Regions from separate parts of the Homo sapiens genome. Here region 1 is linked to region 2. Evidence: chromatin loops called from intact Hi-C (ENCODE). Cell type or tissue: Caco-2. All regions are shown on one strand. Links, peaks and the distances in the headings refer to the core of each region. The heading gives the core; the rest is flanking DNA.

The links. Peaks named below come from ENCODE experiments on the same cell type or tissue, not always from the same donor. Only the 100,000 strongest peaks of a DNase experiment are listed, where the experiment ranks them.
Region 1: a loop joins it to region 2, with 12 times the contacts of the local background. A loop is called at or near these places in 12 of 110 quality-filtered maps.

Annotation. Positions count from the first base shown.
Region 1 is chr15:51,493,957-51,505,109 of GRCh38, reverse strand. DMXL2 (Dmx like 2) reads left to right here. Exons shown (of 44, transcript NM_001378457.1): 17 at 2,077-2,304; 18 at 4,879-6,558; 19 at 9,976-10,086. Among named protein-coding and RNA genes, the nearest start is that of DMXL2, 120 kb to the left of the region's middle. In Caco-2, for the core only: a CTCF peak has its summit at 5,541 (motif pointing right); no DNase peak of the experiment used is centred there.
Region 2 is chr15:51,374,995-51,386,147 of GRCh38, reverse strand. It overlaps GLDN (gliomedin), which reads right to left. Exons shown (of 10, transcript NM_181789.4): 2 at 8,648-8,699; 3 at 2,695-2,712; 4 at 2,256-2,363. Among named protein-coding and RNA genes, the nearest start is that of GLDN, 39 kb to the right of the region's middle. RefSeq lists an enhancer at 1-49. In Caco-2, for the core only: CTCF peaks have their summits at 3,147 (motif pointing right) and 4,758 (motif pointing right); DNase peaks (open chromatin) are centred at 3,127 and 4,757.

The DNA.
Region 1 (11,153 bases), core at 1,905-9,904, 120 kb before region 2:
AACATGTTGAGTACCTTCTGGGTGCCAGGCACTGAGATTGGTGCTTTATATATGTGAATAGATATTATCCCCAGTTTACTAATGGAGTAAGGGTATGTAACTTGACCAAGTCCCATTATATGGTTTGTCACAGAACTAAGTTTCAAAATCAGGCCTTGTTGACTCTAAAGTCTTTGCTTTTTTTCCTGCTCTTATTTTCTTTCTTAGCATGAGATATATGTTAGAAAATAGTATGATTTACAGGAAGAGAAATGATGTAGTTTAACCTTAGTTTGCTGGTGAGAAAGTAGCCAGAGATGGTGGTGAAGTGCCTGGCCAAAGGAAACACATCTCATTAGTGATAAAGCCAGGAGTGGGACTCTGTCTTCTGACTACGGATCCAAGTTTGTAGTCTTATTTCATTTTACAAAAAAATGTGAAAATATTTCTTACTTAGTGGCCTGCCATTATAAGATAGATTGACATGTTTAACAGAAACAAAAGAGGATTATTATTTATTGAATATTCTGGTGCTCTTTGAGATGTACAAGGCAATAACAACACATCATCCCTGCCTTTAGTGAATTTGTAGTCCAATGGGGAGAGACAGATAAATAAATAAATATAGAGTATCTCTTATATGTCACGGAAGAACAGATAACTGAATCAGAGATTTACACTCACTGGAAGTTCTTTGGAAGATCAAGTCAATATGGCTTACAAAGGCTGTCAACTAATACTATCTTAAATTTTCTTAGAACTTTTGGTTTTTGTGTTTATTCTTGAAATCATTCTCTGATTTGAGTACTTGATAGGAGGCTACTAGTCTAATGTCTTCTTTGCCCCTAGCTAATTACATGGCCTCAGGAAAATCACTAAGCTCTCTGAGTTTAAATTTCTTAATCTAAAAGTGAGGCAGTATATTGTTATTTCCTAAAGTTTGGTTCATGATCCATCTATTTCAAAAACACCTGGGCTGCTTTACTGGGATCTACCCCATATCATCTAAATCAGTGTCTCTGTGGTTAGGCCTGGGAATTTGCATGTTAACAAATTCCTCAAGCTTTTAATGTGTTTTAAAGGTTGTAAGCACTGGACTGTATAAGGGGTTTCTTTTAGCTTTTACATGTTGTGATTCTTCCCTGTCAGTCTTGCATGATGGAGTTGGTGCTAAGAAAGAGTAAAATTGTAAAAAAAAAAATTTAAGCTTATCAGGGTAACTAAGCAAAAGTTTGAAAATTGACCTTGTCTGCAAAGTAATTTTTTTAAAAAAATTTATTGATGCATAATAATTATACGTATTTATGGCGTACATGTGATATTTTTATACATGCATAGAATATGTAATGATCATATCATGGTATTTAGGATATTCATTACCTTGAAATTTATTGTTTCTTCGGATTGGGAACATTTCAGATCTTCTCTTCTAGCTCTTTTGAAATATACATTGTTGTTAACTGTAGTCATTCTACTGTGCTATCAAACAATAGAACTTATTTCTTCTACCTTCATGTTTGTACCTATTAAAGAGTCTCTTCACCCACCCCACAACCCTTCCCATTCTCTGGTATCTATTATGCTATTATCTACCTCTATGAGATCCACTTTCTTAGCTCTCACATATGAGTGAGAGAACAGGTGATATTTGTATTTCTGTGCCTGGCTTATTTCACTTAACATACTGACCTGCAATTTCCAACTGTGTTGCTGCAAATGACAGGATTTCATTCTTGTTTATAGCTGAATAGTATTCCATTGTGTATATATATGACATTTTCTTTATCCATTTATTCATTGATGGATACTTAGGTTGATTTTATGTCTTGGCTGTTGTGAATAGTGCTACAATAAATGTGGGAGTGCAGTTATCCCTTTGATATACTGATTTCCTTTCCTTTGGGTAAACACCTAGTAGTGAGATTGCTGAGTCATATGGTCATTCTGTTTTAAAAAGAGCTCTCTTTTCTCTATATCCTCACCTCCAAAATACTTTTAAGAAGCTATGTTTCTTAAATAATAACAAAGTAATATTCTAGCTCCTATTTATAGTAATGATATACATACATTTTGTAATTTTATAATTTATTTTTAAAGCTAAAGCTTCAGAAGGGGCTTCCTCTGAGAGTCTACTTTCAGTCCCTGGACAGAAGAACGTAGATTCTTCTCCAGAAACCTCTCCTAGTGTGAGCCCCATGCCACATTCTTCATCAATTGCCAATCTTCAAACTGCCAGTAAACTTATTCTGAGTTCTAGACTGGTGTATAGCCAACCCCTTGATCTCCCAGAATCAGTTGAAGTAATAAGAGCAACGCCTTCAGCAGGTAAGGTCACTTTAAGACTGGGCAGTGGTAGCTCAGAGTGATAAAATATATGAACTCTTTAGTGGATAAAATAGATGAACTCTTCTGAAATATGTTCTATGTTGACATTAAAATAAAGATTGATTTTCTATTAATGATATGTCTAGATGGTTAGAAACATGTCTTTATTAGAAATAATTTCCTGGCTGGGTGCGGTGGCTCACTTCTGTAATCCCAGCACTTTGGGAGGCTGAGGTGGGTGGATCACTTGAGGTCAGTAGTTCGAGACCACCCTGGCTAACATGGCGAAACCATGTCTGTACTAAAAATACACAAATTAGTTGGGCGTGGTGGCACGTGCCTGTAATCCCAGCTACTTGGGAAGCTGAGGCAGGGGAATTGCTTGAACTCGAGAGGTGGAGGCGGCAGTGAGCTGACATCACACTACTGCATTCCAGCCTGGGCGGGCGACACAGTGAGACTCCATACACACACACACACACACACACACACACACACAAACCCACAAAATTTCCTGTGATAAATGTAATCAGCTTGACAGAAAATAGTGTAAATTTTTTTTTTTTTTTTTTTTAGACGGAGTCTCACTCTGTCGCCCAGGCTGGAATGCAGTGGTGCTATCTTGGCTCACTTCAAGCTCCACCTCCCGGGTTCACACCCATTCTCCTGCCTCAGCCTCCTGAATAGTTGGGACTACAGGCATCCACCACCATGCCCAGCTAATTTTTTTTGTATTTTTAGTAGAGACGGGGTTTCACCGTGTTAGCCAGGATGGTCTCGATCTCCTGACCTCGTGATCCACCCACCTCAGCCTCCCAAAGTGCTGGGATTACAGGTGTGAGCCACCACGCCCGGCCAAAATAATGAAATTTTTTTTTTTTTTTTTGAGATGGAGTTTCGCTCTGTCACCCAGGCTGGAGTGCAGTGGTGCTATCTTGGCTCACTGCAAGCTTCGCCTCCCAGGTTCATGCCATTCTCCTGCCTTAGCCTCCCGAGTAGCTGGGACTACAGGCGCCCACCACCATGCCTGGCTAATTTTTTGTATTTTTAGTAGAGACGGGGTTTCACTGTGTTAGTCAGGATGGTCTCGATCTCCTGACCTTGTGATCCGCCCACTCGGCCTCCCAAAGTGCTGGGATTACAGGCGTGAGCCACCGCGCCCAGCCAATAGTGAAAATATTTTAATGTGAGGTGTCTTGCCTACACTTTGGAATATAATGATAGTAAAATTTTGAAGAACAAATACATTCATTTGTAAACCACTGAGGCTTTTTTTAAAATTTAAGACTTCATTCACATTGTGGTAATCACGTCTCACCTTTATTAAGAATGTTTGAACAACAGTTGGCAGATACTCTGAGGAAAAATGTAGGATAAAAGACTATAGTTTGGGTGGTCTGGAATGATACTGACTTTAGCAAGGTAGATATTTTGAGGGCAAGTCTGGCAGCTGTGTTTAAAGTGATCTACTTGCAGAATTTTAATTGGGGAGTTTCTAGAATAGTGTTTTTGGGAAACCAAAATTGGAGGTTCGGGGCCGCTAAAATTACTGGTGAATGATATTCAGTATAGGTGTTTTCTTATTCATCCGTAAGACAGGTTTGCATTCACAGTTGGAAAGATCATATTGAGAAGAGTGTACTCTTGGGCTTTTGTGGCTGGTGCAGATCTAGGCCAGTTTGTTAATCTTTCAAAATATTTGAAAGGTTTGGGTTATACTCAAATAAGTTTATTGGAGTTCGTGATAATAAATTATATTTTACAGACGCCTTATAAAATGTCTTATTTGACAATAGTAATCTAGGGGAAACAGTAACTGATCCCAATTGTTTAGATGGAATAGGCTCAGATGATTAAGTAGCTTTCCCACTGTTAATGAAATTATTGATGGGTTGAAACTCAAATCCAGATCTTCTGACCTCAGATCTTTAATCTCTATATCCCCTTGTCTTACAGTTGACAACAGATGTGCATTGTTAGTCTTTGGCAGTCAGGAATAGATAAGAGGGTTCTGGTTCAGTGCTAAGAGAGGATGAATTAAACTTGGTAAAATGGGTAAGATCTATTGGTCTGTTTTGCGGTCTGAAACAAAATTTGGTGTACCACCTGGGGTCTGGATTATTTGAGAGAAGGTTAGGGGCATTTGAAAGGCAAATTGTAAAGCTCAGTTAAGTATTCATGATGAAAATGATTAAATATATAGTATGAAATTCTAAGGAGGCATGTTGTGAAGGTAAATATAAATAATAGAAACACATTAAGGGCTGACTTGTTTCAGTGCTTTTGAGTTTTATTTTAATTAAATGGTTGCCTCATTTAAACTTAATTACCTAAAAACAAATTAAGTGATTATTATTGCATACCTTGATTTCACTGATGGGCTCTTCAAGACCTTTATAGATATGTTGGCCAATGGACATTTAGTGGGATACTAGTTAAGAGGAAGACTGCAGAGATATTCTGAAGAAGCTCATAGTGACTTTAAATTGATCACATTCCAGAATTTGATTACTACCATATTATTTTGTGGCTTTATTATTATTACAACTAACTATTTGCTTTTTCTTTTTTAAGGCCATCTGAGTTCTTCTTCAATTTATCCAGTGTGCCTTGCACCTTATTTAGTGGTTACAACTTGTTCTGACAATAAAGTACGCTTCTGGAAATGTTGTATGGAAGCCAACCCAGAGTGTAATAAAAGTGATGAGAAAGAAATTTATCATTGGAAGAGATGGCCTTTGATGAATGATGAAGGAGAAGATAATAGCAGTACAGTGAGCATTGTGGGAAGACCAGTTGCTGTTAGCTGTTCATACACAGGTCGCCTTGCAGTGGCTTATAAGCAGCCTATCCACCATAATGGTTTTGTTTCTAAAGAATTTTCCATGCATGTTTGTATATTTGAATGTGAATCTACAGGAGGATCAGAGTGGGTTTTAGAACAAACAATTCATCTTGATGATTTGGTTAAGGTTGGGAGTGTACTTGATTCAAGGGTCAGCGTCGACAGTAATCTGTTTGTGTATAGCAAGTCAGATGCACTCTTGAGCAAGGATAGATATCTTATTCCGAATATCAAACATTTAGTACATTTGGACTGGGTATCAAAAGAAGATGGCTCCCACATTCTTACAGTGGGAGTCGGTGCGAATATCTTCATGTATGGAAGGCTTTCAGGAATTGTGACTGAGCAAACCAACAGTAAGGATGGAGTAGCTGTCATCACTTTACCACTAGGTGGTAGTATCAAGCAAGGAGTTAAGTCAAGATGGGTTCTTCTTAGATCTATAGACTTGGTATCTTCTGTTGATGGTACTCCTTCACTGCCTGTTTCTCTCTCTTGGGTAAGAGATGGGATATTGGTGGTAGGAATGGATTGTGAAATGCATGTATATGCACAGTGGAAGCATGCTGTCAAATTTGGAGACACTGAAGCTGATAGTTCTAATGCAGAAGAGGCAGCAATGCAAGATCATTCGACCTTTAAATCTAATATGCTGGCAAGAAAAAGTGTTGTTGAAGGAACAGCTATTTCTGATGATGTTTTTTGTTCACCAACTGTAATTCAAGATGGTGGCTTATTTGAGGCTGCACATGTACTTTCCCCTACTCTTCCACAATATCATCCAACTCAGCTGTTAGAATTGATGGATTTAGGGAAAGTGCGAAGGGCTAAAGCCATTCTCTCTCATTTAGTAAAATGTATTGCAGGTGAAGTAGCAATAGTTAGAGATCCTGATGCTGGAGAAGGAACTAAGCGACATCTCTCTCGAACTATTAGTGTAAGTGGCAGTACAGCAAAGGAAACAGTCACCGTAGGAAAAGATGGTACTCGAGATTATACTGAGATAGATTCTATCCCTCCACTACCACTATATGCATTACTTGCTGCAGATCAAGATACATCCTACAGAATTTCAGAAGAAAGTACAAAGATACCACAGAGCTATGAAGATCAGACAGTAAGTCAACCAGAGGATCAGTATTCAGAGCTGTTTCAAATCCAGGATATACCAACGGATGATATTGATTTAGAGCCTGAAAAGAGAGAAAACAAATCAAAAGTAATAAATCTTTCTCAATATGGACCAGCTTACTTTGGCCAAGAACATGCAAGGGTACTTTCAAGTCATCTTATGCACTCAAGTCTACCAGGCCTTACCCGTTTGGAGCAGATGTTCCTTGTAGCTTTGGCTGATACAGTGGCTACTACTAGTACTGAGCTTGATGAAAGCAGAGATAAGAGTTGCTCAGGTAAATATTCTCGCTAAAAATTTATAAAGTTGTACCTAATAGAAATATTTGTATTATCTCTATACTGACTCATTTACTGAATTGCAGTCTCAACTTTCAAACTTTGCAGGGAAAAGACCTCCTTAATAGGTAATTACTATTATATAATATGCTCAGTTAGAAAAGACGGTTGAGGCCGGCATATGAATGCATGGATTTGTGAGATCCATGTGCATTCTCTCATGAGTTTTTACACTGAAACCTTTGTGTCATTTTGGATTTATAATCTTGTTTTTTTGTGTGTGTTTGGGTGGGTTTTTTGTTTGTTTTTTTGAGACAGGGTCTTGCTCTGTTGCCCAAGCTGGAGTTGAGCGGTGCAGTCATGGGTCACTGTAGCCTTAACCTCTCAGGTTCAAGTAATCTTCCTATCTCAGCCTCCTGAATAGCCGGGACCACAGGTGTGCACCACCATGGGGCCCAGCTAATTTCTTTTTATTTTTTTTGTAGGGACTAGGTCTCCTTATGTTGCCCCAGCTAGTCTCGAATTCCTGAGCTCAAGCAGTCCTCCTGCCTTGGCCTCCCACAGTGCTGGGATTATAGGTATGAGTCACCATGGACTGGCCAAGTCTCTTGTTTTTTAACACAGATTGATCCCTATGATTTTTTCTTTGATAATAACAGCCCATTTGTTAATGTTACTATGGAATCATGAGGCTTATTGGGACCTCATGGGCTCAACTTGTTGGTCTTCCCATTTCTAGCCATAAACAACTTTTTACAATTACCTAATTTTCTCCAAAAAGTCTCTTCAGCGAGATTTCCATACAGTTAATGTCATACGTATTTTGCCTAATTCATTCTGTAACTAGAAAATTTTTGGCTGCTTCCTGGAACTAGATTCCATTCTCTTTTATGCACATAGTTCAGGGTAATGGTGTTGATTGTAAATGATGGCATTGGCAAAGGAAACTGAAAATTAATGATCAGAATTTCATTAATTCAATAAATATTTTGGAGGAGTGAAAAATTGCTATGTTTCAGGCACTTTCTTTACTTTATCATATTTAATTATCACAGTCTTCTAGCAGATAGCTATTATTATGTTTAACTTTATAGATGAAGACACTGATCCTTAAGAAATTAAGGGACTCATCTGAGATCACATAGGCATTAAGGAGTAGAAGTGGAGTTCATATGTGGATAAACTGTTGACTCAAAGCCTGTACCCTTTTAACTATTTCATGATTTCCAGATCTGTGGGGGAAAGGTAGCTGGAAAATATCTCTTCATATAGATTTACATCCTTATAGTATATCCCCCAAAGTTTTCTTCTCTGCAGGTTAAAATAACTAGAGACCTTCTAGGGTTTTGCCTATGACTTATTTTCTCACTATTAATTGGAAAAGAAAAATCTTAACCATTATGAGGTTGTATGCAGTTGAATGAGATTCTTCCCAGAACAACCTTAAGCTTGTGTTGTGTGTTTAATATATATTAGTTTTTACTGTGGGACATTAAGAAAGTAGGCATGGCATGATTTGTAAAAAATAGTTTATACTTTCTAATACAAAACTGTATCATTGGCTAAGCAATATAGAAATAGTGTATCCTGGACACAGTGGACATTCATGAGGTAATAAGGCAGGAATGAATGTCTCCATTTCACAGGTGGGAAACTGAAGCTCAGAGATTAAATGAGTTACACATCTCAGTAAATGGATTCTAAGTAAATGAGTTCTTCCATTTGTTCAGGTGAGACAACTTACAGTCATTCTTGACTCTGCTTTCTCTCATACCCAGTATCCAGTTCATTGGCAAATGCTATCAGTTCTATTAATATCCAGAATCCAATAATCAATTCTCATTACCTCTGCAGTTACTACTCTGGTCCAAGTCCCTGTCATCTCCTAACTGCTTTATTCTTTTTACCTCCATCTGTTCTTTGCTTAGGAACCAGTGATTCTTTTAAAACCAAATCACATTAAATCTCTCCTTTGCTCAACATATACTGGTGCCTTCCTGTCTCACTTTAGAATAAAAGTTAAGAGCCTTACAGTGGCCTAAAAGGCCCCACACGATCTATGCTCATTTCTACTCTATTAGAATGCTCTTCTTCCAGATTCATGCATGGCTTGTTCCTTTACTTCCTCAAATTGCTGCTGGCATGTCATCTTATTGGAGAGTTCCTTCCTGGCCACACTGTATGAAATAGAACTCTCTTACTCCAGCATTCCCTATCTCTCAGTCCTGCTTTATTTCCCTTCATAGCATTAATTTCCACATATTATTTGTTTATTGTTTGTCTCTACCTCCTAAAATATGATCCCCAAGAGAGTAGGGACTTTGCCTTATTCACTGCTGAATTCCCAGTACCTGAAGAGTCCCTCACATGTAATAGATGCTTGATTTGTTGAATGAATAAACGGACGAATGAGCATGGTGGCTCACACCTGTAATGGCAGCACTTTGGGAGGTTAAGGTAGGAGGATTGCTTGAGGCCAGGACTTTTAGACCATCTTGGGCAACATAGTGAGATCTCATGTCCATAAATAAATAAATAGATACATATTAGGTTGGTGCAAAAGTAATGGCAAAACTGTAAATACTTTTGCACCAACCTAATAGCTATCTATCTAGCTAAATAAATAGATGGATGGATGGATATAGGTAATGGGAAGCAGAGCTGGGGCTTGATCTTTGGCAATTTAAAAGTTTTTGTTTTTTTTTTTCTGGAAAATACTATTTGATTCTATAATCATTGAGTACTTCCAAAGTGTCAGTTATTGGGCTAGGTGCTGTCTGTATTTTTGCTTTGCTTTTATCCAGCAGTGGCTATAGTTTTGGTTACGCTTGCCATACCTTCATACTTTGACTAAGTGGAATTAATTTGTATAAATAAATTTGTAGAATCAAGGTGAAGGTTCAAACTAACCATGTAACACTAACTAGCCTGGGTATTCAAATTTTAAATCTTTGATAGTACCATATTTCAGTTAATTTAACCAAAGTAGAAAATACTACCTGCTTAAATATATAACAAATGATTTCACATCAGTTATGTAATTTCCATTACATCTCATCGGAATTCATGTAGAAAATATTATTAAAAGTTGTACCTAACTTACCATAGTTAATATATTTTTTATTGGATTTCCAGATGTCTTTCATTTATTATGAGTCAATATAAATGTTCTTGTTATCTATTCTAATAGTTAATTGTATTTCTCCAAATCATTTTTCTTTTAAGAGTTTAGTAGTCACATTTTTTTTTGTAAAGATAATTTTTTGTAAAGACGTTAAAGTGTTCAGGAAGGAATACACTAAAACTTATGTATTTTATATAAATTATGACTAAGTTTAATGTTTGTTTTATAGCTTATCAGTTTGTGGCCTCTTGCATTCTTTTTTCCTTAAACATATTTCCTGTTTAAATTACAGGAAGAGATACATTAGATGAGTGTGGTTTGAGATACTTGTTAGCTATGCGCCTACACACATGCCTTTTGACATCGCTGCCTCCTTTATACCGAGTGCAGCTACTTCATCAAGGTAATTCACTCACTGTTTGAAGCTTTGCACAACTTTTACTTAATATTGGAGCGATGGGGTGTATCATGTTTGTGTGTAAACATTAGGTAAGTCATTACGTGCACACCTATCACTTGGCTTAAGATCTTTCTGTCACATAGTACCCACTTACCATTTTTCTATGTATCCTTCAGCTCTATTCTGTGACTTTTGCTCATCTAACTAAGTTTTTTAGAATTTATTTACTAGAGTAGTAGCTTAGGGGGTAAATGTGGTATGCCTGAGGTTGTAACCCAAAGTGGCTGTCTACAGAGTAGCCCTGAATATCTTGATGTCTTTTCTTTGAAAAATTATGTAAACTTTGCTCTGCGATGTGTTTTTATATTTACTTTAATGTAAGCATTATGTTCTAGTTATTTGCCAGCAAGTAAAGTTGATGATTCAGGAAGATCTGCCATATTGATAACAGTGGATTTGTGTACTTCAGGCATACTGCTACACCTGATTTGAGACATAAGGATTTATATCAGCCTTCGTATTACAGATTAAAAAATTGAAACTATAGAATTAAAAGTGACCTGCCCAGGATACAGGACTATTTATTAGAAGAGTTGGGAGTGCGAATCCCAGTCCAGAGCTTATTTCAGTGGACTATATTTCTTTTGAAACCAACATCTTGGAAAGAGTCCCATAATATACGTCTTAGTATTATAGAACCTAGAACACTAGGCTTGATACACTGTTATTCTTACCCATGGCACTTACCCTTTAACCTATGAATGTTCTTTGAAAACATAACTATAAATAGCTATCTGAGATTCTGTGTCTAAACTATATTTCATCTGCCCAATCCTTTGTTTTTGAAATAGATTTTGCTGAGGTATTTTTTCTATTTGAATTATCACTCTAATGAATAACCTTGTACCTTGGCATGTAAATATTTGCATTCCTGATTATTTCCTCATGCTAGTTTTCCAGCAGTGGAATTACTGAATCAAAAGGCATGAAAATTCTTCAGTCTTGATAAGTATTACCAAAATGCCCTTCAGAAATGTGCTCATTTACATTCCCAGAAGTTTGTATACACG
Region 2 (11,153 bases), core at 1,265-9,264:
TAGAGAAGGGTGTCTTTGCTGCAGTTCCTATGAGATCTCCCAGAAACCAAGGATTGGGGTCACCCTCCAGTGACAAACAGAATCCAACACCTTCTCCCTTCTCTGCTGCTGTCCTCTGCTCCAGCCTCTTCCCTTCCCTCCTATAGCCTCTCAGCACAGCTGTCAGGCCATCCTCTCATCCATATGTCAGGCATAGCACTGTTCCACTTCACATCCTCCCCGTTTTTCTCTGAGTACAAATCACAGTTCTTAAAATGCCCAGGGCTGACCTGATTTGGCCTGGTTACCTCTCTGATCTCAACTAGGCTAGGTTAGCTACTCATCCCTTCTGTCCAGCTGCCCTGGCTTCCTTGCTGCTCCTTAAACTGTCCAGGTACCCTGGTGGCTTACACACTCTGCCCAGAGCCCTCTGCCCCAGAAACCCTGAGACCCTCTTTTACCTCCTCTTGGTATTTGCTCAAAGGTCCCTTCTGAGGGAGGTCTTACTTGGCCTCCCAATCTAAATGTACCACCTCTAACCCCACATAAATTTCCCACCCCTTTCTATGATATTTTTTCTCCTCAGCATTTATCACCATGGAACAGACCATATATTCTATTTATTTATCTTATTTATTATCCGTCTCTCCCAGCTAGGATGTAAGCCTCGTGAAGGTGGAGGAGGGGGGCTTATTTCTGAATCTCCAGCATCTAGAATGGTACCTGCCACACAAATATGTGCTCCATAAACAAATGCACTTTTTCTTTTCTGCACTCCCTGGGTTGCAGGCTGCATGCGAAGCACATCCTCAAGGCCAGGGATCTGTCTCAAGCCTTTTTGAAAACCACCCCTTTCCTACGTGCCCCACACCCAGCTCTAGCAGGGTGCCCTCCTGCCCCTGAGCCTGCCCTCATCATGCCCATTGCCGAGGCCTCAGGACTGAATCACATTTTTGGAGTCTTCCCAGGATAAGCCAATAGGCATCATTATTCTACAGCGATGCTCATGTATAATTATAATTATTATCCTATATGAACGATCCATTGCTGCTGTGTAATTCCAATGGTAATTACTGGCCTTCTGAGGATTGAGCTGGCTTGGACGGTGTGTGCCCGTTTTCTCTGAAGCTGCCCTCTGGAACACAAGCAGGTAGGCACTGCCAAGTGTCAGAGGTGCTCGACAATTTTTCCCTCTCCACTGGCCCTTACTTCAATTGCTAATGAGAATAAGAGTGGAGGTGACCAAAGGAGTAATTGCTGTCTGGAAGAATTTTCTACCATTTCTTCTCGTCCAGGGCCAGTCCAAGTGAGTTTGGGTAGCAGAGCCAAGAGGTTGAAAATAAGATGGTGCAGTGGAGTCTCCGGCTGAAAACAACCTCCCTCTGCCCTCAGCAGTGGCTTTGACGGGTGGCTGAGAGCCAGGCCTTCGTAGGAGCCTCCTGAGTAGTTTCTTACCCTCTGTCTTTGAGCTCCCACCACAGCATGTGCCAGCTTTCTTCAGGTGGATCTGCCCTGACCCCGGCTCCCCAGGACTGGTGCTCAGAGCCCTTCAGAATCTTCCCCTTTGTGCCCCAGCCTCCTGCCAGGCCCTGCACCAGCCCCTGATTCTTACTGCTCCCTGGGCACATCTCGTGCCTTGGTGCTTCTGGGCCTTTTCTCCAGTGGTGATGGCCTGCTCATAACAGGGCAAAGGAAGCTCCTCCGAGATGCCAGCCATATCTTCATAGTTATCCTGTAGCCCCTGAAGAGGAGACCCTTTGACCTGAGTGCCGGCCACAGGGAGGCCAGGATGCTGCCTTTCCACTCAAGCAGTTTGAGCTATTCCTCTAGCCAAGAAATGCCTTACCAGGGGCCAACATCAGTTCATTGATTTTCAACCAAACACAGATTCGCTGGGCAGGAGGAGGCAATAGAGGGCAAGGCAGGAGCTGAGCCTCGAAAGAGCATGCACCAGCACCAGCTGTCACACGGCCCACAGAATGCCCCTCCCAGGGCTGTGGGCTCCTGCTCCTTCCACCTCCCATCTGCAGCAGAAGGGTGCGAGTCAGTTCCCAGGAGACGGCTTCTCCAGTTTGAAATAAACATCTGTCAAGGTGGGACCAAGAAGTATACCCTTGGTATCCCGGAACGCAATGGCTTCTAGGTAAGAGTTAAACCGGCCTTAAACTGTGCAGAGATGAAACACCTTACCCCTGCTGCACACAGTTTTAGTCGACCCAAATGCAATCATGGAGATAAATAACAGGGAAATTAATTAGAAGAGTTGCCAAAAATACCCATTTTTCCTCTTTTTCCATTTGCTCCTTTTTCTCCTTTTGGGCCCTGAGGACCAGGCTGTCCATCCAATCCGTTGTGTCCTGGCAACCCGCCGGCTCCCGGAGGTCCTGCATCAAAACACAGAAACAGGGACATTAACCAAAAAAAAAAAAAAAATTATTCACTGAAGTTACTGTCATTTCCTTTACCAGTGAAACTGAGCAGGCATCAATTCCTTTTCCACATCCTTTCCCACTTCTTTCCTTCCTTCTCTGGCTGAAGCAGTGCCAAGTGGGGGGATGGTGATGGCAGAGCCTCAGGTGAGGGGCACAAAGAAGGAGACACACAGCCAGGACTGCCTCCAGGCTCTTGCCCTCCCCGCATCTGTCCCAACAGGGAGATCCTAGGGTCTGGCCACCCACAGCCTCCCCTTGAACTAGAAAATCCATGGGCTCTTACCTGGTGGTCCAGAAGGTCCTACAACGGAAAAAAAATTTAGTTGAGAAACCAGCACCGAACCCAGAAAACAAAGAGCACCCCCGACCTTCAAATCTCCTAATTATCTACTGACCCTAAGCAATGGATTTGACACCTTGTATTTAGAACTCGTTATATTTGGCCAAAAGACCCTTTAAAGCAATTCAACAAAGACCCATTTGCCAATCAAACCACTTTTGCTTGTTTCAATGAACCAAGATTAATTTCTGAGCTGTCCTCACTCTAGATTGATAAATTAGTCATCTCTCAAGCAGTCAACCTAATAAACGGAGGGCCAGTAACAATGCTGGTGGCCATGAGTGCAGCCCTAGCATGGGGGTTAGCAAATGATGGTGCTGTCATTGTGGGGCTGAGATTTGGCCGTCCCAGGAGTTCTCCAAGTGCTGTAATCTAGCTAGCTTGTCTCATCTGAGCCACTGGGGGGAGTCGGGAGTGAAAGCTGGCTGGCTAGATTTCTCTTTTGTTACATGAAATAGCCTGAGAAAAATTGAGAGCCCAGATCAGGTAACAAATACCTTCCTTAGCATGTAATTACTCAAGGATCTAAGGGGTTCACATGAATTTTGCTCCCACAAATAGGGGTGTCTTATTGTCGACTATTCTATTTGAGTACTCAGACAAGCTAATGAGGTTGTAACATGAGCACTTGAGTTCCTTTTGTTTCTTTTCTTTTCTTTTTTTTTTTTTTGGAGACAGAGTCTTGCTCTGTCACCCAGGCTGGAGTGCAGTGGCACCATCTCGGCTCACTGCAAGCTCCGCCTCCTGGGTTCATGCCATTCTCCTGCCTCAGCCTCCCGAGTAGCTGGGACTACAGGCACCCGCCACCACGCCCGGCTAATTTTTTTTTTTTTATGTATTTTTAGTAGAGACAGGGTTTCACTGTGTTAGCCAAGATAGCCTCGATCTCCTGAACTCGTGATCTGCCCGCCTCTTTAGACCACATATAATGATTACCAATATTGGAATGGTGAGGTCTTTCCATAAATCTAAGCCTGTGACCATTCACAAAACAAGCATTGCTAAGCAGTTATTATGTGCATCAAACTCCACCAAGAAATCTTGGTGCCTGTATCCTGTTGTGTTCACAGTCTACGTGGGAAAGATGGACTCTTTGAAACCATAATGCAGTATGAGAGAGCTACAGTGAAGTCTCCACTCCCATACCCCTGACAAGGGGTACTGGGGAAGTGTGGGCATGCAGTGGTCTGAGAAGGCATCTCAAGAAGATGATCCTGGAGCCACGACATTGAAGAAACGGGGCTTAAGATGGCAGCAGATGAGGTCTGGCATTCCATGAAGGGGCCACCAGGAGTAAAGGTACAGAGGTGGGGACTTATAAGATTCAGGGTGGGAGGAAGTTAGAGGACTGGCCAAGTGTGTAGAGATGAGGCTGAAGAAGGACCTGGGTATGGTGGGTGGCAGAAGCACTTGAATGTCAAACCAGGAGGTGTAGATGGTATCTGTGAGGCAGGAGGGAGCCATGGGAGGTTCTTAGGCAGGGGGATGATGCTGTGAAAGCAGTGTGGGTTTGATAGCCTCTTTGTCGTTGGTAGATGGATAGAACTAGGTGCAACAAGACGAGAGAGACAGTGACACAGAGACAGGAAGAGAGACATGGAGGATGGGCATTGCAGAAAAAAAAAAAACCCTAGGGGATCTTTGTAGCTGTCAACTCAGTGACAAGCTTGTGGATAAATGAGCTGACTGTAGAATTGTAGAGAAAGCTAGACATTCAAGAGGTATTTCAGCAGAATGAGCAAGAATCCACATCTGATTGGGTAGGAGGCAAAGGAGGAGGACATTCAGATAACAGGGGGCCTGCAATACAGATGGATAGAGGCTATTTTGACAGGCGTGGGGACTTTTGGGAGAAATAGGTGTTTGAGGATATGCTTTCAATACATAACAGTCCTACTCTGGGCAAAAATGGCTGGCTAAAATGGTACCACATTCTCTAGGGTCAGTACAGCCTGTGTCTCCATGACTTTACCACCAGATGGCGAACACGTACTGGGAAGGGGGTGAGGTGGCCAGTTAACAGAGGTCAGAGGAAATCAATTAATCATCGTTCGCGACGACAGAGGGAGCCAAATTCGGATATAGAGACTGGTGGAAAGAATAATTTGACTGTAAGACACAAGACTTGCCTGTACACAGTAGGTTTCAAAAGTTCTCACGACAGTCTGATAACCACGTCCATGCATCAGTACTGTTGGTGAGAGCTCCCGGCTGAAGCTGTATATTCAGGACACGTTAGCCGTGGCCAAGGCTCTCACTGTGGTGATTAGATTAGGGTGTCCTGCAAGAGTTCCACTGATGCCCTATGGATAGAGTTCCTCTCATATGAATCCACAGAATCGCCTGCAATGCCTAGTAAATGCAGATACCCAGGCCCCATCTGGGGTTCCTAATTCAGTTTGGATTTAGAGTGAGGCCCAATAATCTGCATTTTTATCCGAGCATCATAGATGACTGGAATGGAGGTGGTCATGGGCCCTCTGATGTGGTGTGAAAATTTTCTGGGAAAAGAATCAGTCACCATCAGCAGATCCTTAGAGGGGTTCTTGATCCTAAAAAGGTCCAGAGCTGCTAGTCTTAAGGCAAGAGTAAAAAGTCTAGGCTAGAATTGGGGATGGAAGAGCGGGAGGGCCACACCCCACCTGGGGAGAGGCAAGTGAGAGAAGAGGCACCAGGAAAGAGAGAGTTGTCAGAAGACACTTGGAGGAGGAAATCCAGCAGGTCTAATTCCCCGCAGCTAGATGAGGAGAGAATTTCAGAAGAGAAAGGAAGACAGCCCCAGAGAGCTCAGCAGTCCGGGCAGACATAAAATGTGCTGAGGCATAGGGAGTTATGGTGATGGCGGGATGTCCTCCGTCCTCTCAGAATGCCAGCCTGGCTCTCCAGGGGCCTGACATCTGGAAGAGCTCCCACATGTGTCAAATAATGTCAAATGCCATGATGTGTGCCAACTGGGTGTTTAGAAAACTGTTTCTCAGCTCCTGACCCTTCTCCCTTTCTTGAATAGCACATCCTCAAGGAATATGTGCAGACATCCATGATCATGCTAATAGTGCATGCAGGGCTGGTGTCCTGGGCCTACCACCCATGCAGGTGCATAGGGTTTCACCTCACAAGGGGGCTTCAGGTGTGGGCTTAATGCTCTGCAGTCGCCGTCTAGAAATTCCCAGTGATCTTGTCTTTGAATTTGTGTAAGTGAAGTCCAATGGGTCAATAAAGTATGCACAGGGGGCTTGGTGGGGTCCCAACTCCCACCACCTTCCTAGGAACTGCCACCTGCTCCCTTGCCCCATGATGTGTCCTCTGTACTCCTTGCCCCATCAGTAACTTCTGCCACCTTCCACTCTGGTAGGGGCTGGGGCACAAGTGCAGGAAAGGTGGGGCTGAGTGGTGCCCTGCGTGCCTGAGTCACAGGGAAGGATCCCTGGTGCCTGTGAGGGTCTGTACTTGCCCCATAAGTATTCTATGCTTCATGGAGTATGACATTAGGTAGCAGATAAAAACTCACACCAAAACAGGTCAAGACTGTGGAAGAAAGAAGAAAGCCTTTTTCCTGCTTCTTTTGGACAAGAAACCCTGCATTTTCATTTTGCACTGGGCCCTGCAAATTATGTAGCTCATGCTAACTGTACCCATCCCACACTCCTAACCAGAATCGATTAAAATTGGGTGGATGCTTGATAAGAGCTGAGCCACTTAGATATTTTTTCCCTTGAAATCTAAAATTGGCTCACAATGCCCCAGTTATGTAAACTTGAGGTCTGTGATGGCCATGAACACCAAAAACAAATCAGTCTGCAGAGAGAAGTGCCAGTTCCAGTCAATTAGTGCTGGCTTTCTGGAACAGCAGAAAAGAATGCTATGAGGCTGTGCTCAGCAGCATTGATCCGTGATTGATATTTGCCTAGGCATAGAATAAGAGACTAGAGACACGTATCATAACTGGATTAGGGTCACTTGGCTGCAAGGAGAATGTGTAGTGCTTCTGCCCCAATACGCAGTTCAGTAACATGATGATTTAGATATTTTCTAACAGATACACACGAAGAGGATGCAGTGAGTGAAGAATAACCCAATAACATGGCTTCTTCAAGATGCCTGCTCTCCCAGAAGATATGCTTCTGGGTCCCCAAGGAAATCTGGGCTCCAGAGTAAGATGCATTCAGAAAAGCATGTGTTGTTTGACAAACTCTGTACTAGCAGAATAACTAATTACTCTAGCTAGGGGATTACCCTCACGATCCAACTGAGATGTTAAAGGTTGCACAGAATCACATAGCATCTGTCCTGACTGCCGTAGCAGCAACAGCTGGGCAAGGAAGAGGAATGGGAGCCAGGTTACCTGGTCACAGCTGGACTAGCCTCAAGTTATGAGTGCCTGCTTTTTCAAAGATGAATCCAGTGGGAAGCTAAACCTTGTTCCCAGTCCCCAAGCCCAGGTTCTGCTCTGGCACATCTTCCTGCCAGGCATCCTCTTAGGGCTCGAGACCAATGCTCTGTGTCCACCCTCTGAAGCTACCCAGTTCATTCCTGGGTCCTGTCACTCACCTTGCTGCCCACTACCCTGCCCCCAATCCAGGCCTCGTGGTCTATCCCAAAGGATCCTCTCACTTTGCAACTTGTACTTTTCACATCTAATTTTAATTGAAGAACTTTCTGTGCAAAAGGAGGCCCAATTTCAAGCTGGCATGAAAGGAGAAGGTGCTGTCTTTTGAAAAGCACTTCAAAGTGCTAAAGAAAAACCTACTCAACCCACTTCCAGTGCAGACGTCGTTCCCCACTCTCTGCCAATCTCTCCTAAGTGGTCTCAATAGCTCCGTCCCATGCATTCACTGTACAGCCTGGCTCTCAGGTCTATATTAAAAAAATCAAAAAGGAAGAGGCTTTTCCTGTGCCTCTCAACAGGCTTTTGTGCCTGTAATTCCATCCATCCATTTCTCTAGCACTCATTACTGTCGCATGTAACTCTGAAAAAGGACTTCAAGAGATGGAAGAAAGATGCTTAAGCTACAAGAGTTTCAGAGTAAAGGACCAAGCTGTTCTGAAGATCTTTAATTTTCAGTGAGGGCCGGAATATGACTTGAGTTATTCAATTAGCATTTCCCAAGAAGTCACAGAATTATAGTTTTTCTCTCTGAGGCCAAAATAAGTGAAAGAGAGTCAGACTTGGATGTGGGGTTCCTGAGGGGAGTTTCTTTCTTACCATCTCACCTCCATTCACATACCCATATACTCACAGGTTTATTCACTCAGCAAACTCACATTGCACTCCTAATGCAAGGCAGGTAATGAGAGGGAGGTGGGGGAAATATTGGGGAAAAAGGCTAGGCTTCCTACAACCTGATGCAAACTGTGCAGGGTTCCTTAACCCTGAGAAGCTCTAGCCCGGCCTCCCCAGAGACTGGGACCATCAACTGAGAGATCCAGCAAAAGCTTCAGGTGGCTTCAAGGTCTCATGGTAATGTTTTAAAGTCAGAGGGGACTGCTCTAGCACTCCGCAACATCTAGTTTGGGCCACCACACCTGGCCAATCTGGCCAATAAGTACTTCTGATAAAAGAACTGTATTAATTAGCAAGGTCTTTTCCCTTCCTTTCTTTCCCCTTTTAAAAACTAATGGGAATAAGAAAATAATCTGTGGCTCTGGTTCAAGGTACCACACGTTTCTAATTACCCAAGTCCTAGTTATTTTCCATGGCTATATTTCTATGGCAATACTGAAAATATTATTTTTCATAATCATATTACAATGGGTTTTCAGCTCATTAAAAACATCTGGTAAAAGTAAACCAACATGTATTTTTATAACAAAGTGTCCCTAGGCGTTCATTCTGCCACGGGCCTTCAGCGGCACAAGTCCTTGTTGTGTGAGCGGCTCTGCTCAGCGGCCAGCCTACCTGTGAGGCAGATGCCCTTGGTGCTGTTGCACAGGTCCACCATCACTCGGATCTGCAGGGGAGAGAGGGTCATCAGAGCAGACAGTGGGCAGCAGGCCCTGGGCTCATCCTTTATTCAGACGAGCAGAAAGCAATCATAAAAAGTCACCAAGTAACTTTAGGAGAACCCGCGGAAGTTCAAGGAAAACGCAGTGATGTCCCACCTAGTGATGCTGCAGTCAACAACGAATCATACACAATGGTGATTTCATAAGATTACAATGGAGCTGCAAACCTCATTTGTCCAGTCACGGGGTAGTGTCTTGGTGCAATGCATGACTTCGTGTTTGTGGTGATGCTGGTATAAACAAACCTACCACACTGCAGATTGTAAAAAGCATAGCACGTACAATTATGTATAGTACATAATAATTGATAATAAATGACTATTACTGCTTTGTGCATTTACTATGTTATCCTTTTTAAAATCTTTTTAAAAAGTTTCCAGCTGACATCTTGACATCACCATATTTTGTATTGTTATTATAGACTGTACTCCTTCTACTTAGAAGAAAAAAGTTAACTGTAAAACAGCCTTAGGCAGGTCTTCAGGAGGTATTCCAGAGGAAGGCACTGTTGTCACAGCTCCATGCATGTTATTGCCCCTGGAGACCCTCCAATAGGACAAGATGTGGAGATGGAACACAGTGATATTGATGATCCTGACCCTGTGTAGGCCTAGGCTAATGTGTGAGTTTGTGTCTTCATTTTTAACAAAAAAGCTTAAAAAGTAAACAAACAAAAAACACCAAATTTTAAAAATAGGAAAAAGCTTACATAATAAGGATATAAAGTATTTTTGTAGATCTGTACAATGTGTTTGTGTTGTGTTATTACAAGTCAAAAAGTAAAAGACATTAAAATTTTATAAAGTAAACATGTCACAGTAAGCTAAGGTTAATTTGTTGAAGAAAGAAAATATTTTAAAATAAATTTGGTGTAGCCTAAGTGTACAGTGTTTATAGAGTCTACAGTGGTGTACAGTCATGTCCTGGGCCTCCACATTCACTCACCACTCACTCACTGACTCACCCAGAGCTACCCCAGTTCTGTAGCTCCATTCATGGTAAGTGTCCTATACAGGTGAGCCATTTTAAATCTTTTATACTGTTGTTTTATGGTACCTTTCCTATGTTTAGATACACAAATATTTACCACTGTGTTACAGTTGCCTACAGCATTCAGTACTGTAACATGTTGTACAGGTTTGTAGCCTAGGAGCAATAGGCTTTTCCACATAGCTGAGGTGTGTTGTAGGCTATGGCATCTAGTTTCCTGCAAGTACACACCATGATGTTTACACAACAAAATTGCCTAATGACGTATTTCTTAGAATGTATCCATGTGGTTACATGACATATGACTGTAGTTAACATAACACTTGAAAGAAACCCTTAAAAGATCTAAGAATATTCGCTATCAGCAGCTTATCTATCAACATCATCAAGAGAATTTCCTTGAATTTCTATGGAATTCTGACAGAGGATGACGAGGGAATTGCCAAATCCAACTTTCACCACCATAATGAGCCAGCCCCCACAGCATCTGAAGGGCTCAATTTTTGGGCCTGAATAAAAGGGGTGGTGAGCCTAGTGGTTGGGAGGAAGCACCTATTAACTGGGTGAACACAGATGAAGTACTTAACCTCTTGGAACTCTGATCTCCTCCTCTGAATAATATAAGCACCTGGCCTTGAGGAATGCACCTGCTCAGTCCCTGGCACGTGGAAACTGCCCCTGGGTGGCAGTGATTCTCATGCCATGTGGACACTCCCCACTGGATGACCACCTGTGGCAGGTGGTCACTGCAGCATGGCATTAGCCTGACGTTTTCAAAACCAATGGGAATAAGGAAAACATCTGGCTGCCTCACACCCACCGTATACCCCTTCCCATTCTCCACACTGCTCCAGCGAGCTTCAGAAAAAACAAATCTGACTGTGCTAAATTCATAGGCTGCTACTGAAAGATCTCTAAGATAAATGAAAAAATGCAAATATAGAGCAGCACATATAACATACTTTTGTTCATGTAAAACAGTGCTGCACACAGAAATGCTTCTATGTGTTTGTCTCTTGCTGCTTTTAAGATAATCTCTTTATCTTTCCAGAATATTTGTGTAGATTTAGAAAACCTCAAGTGAGGGGAAAATGGAGGGCCAGGGTGGAAGGGAGCTGTACTAAACATGATACAATCATTGTCTTTTTCAAAAATTTCACTGATTACTCTTTCCATTAAACTATTTTTCAAAATGCCATGTTTTGATGTGAGGGGAAAATAATTTTTGTATTGTATCTAGATTTATTCTGTTAGGAGATCCAGAGGAAAACTTATATTGTATTTACTTTTTGTCAAGTATGTCAACAGCTATTTATTGCCTGCTTTAGAAACTTATTGTGAAATATTCATACATATCACACATGTAGAAAATGTGGGCCTGGTGTGGTGGATCATGTCTGTAATCCCAG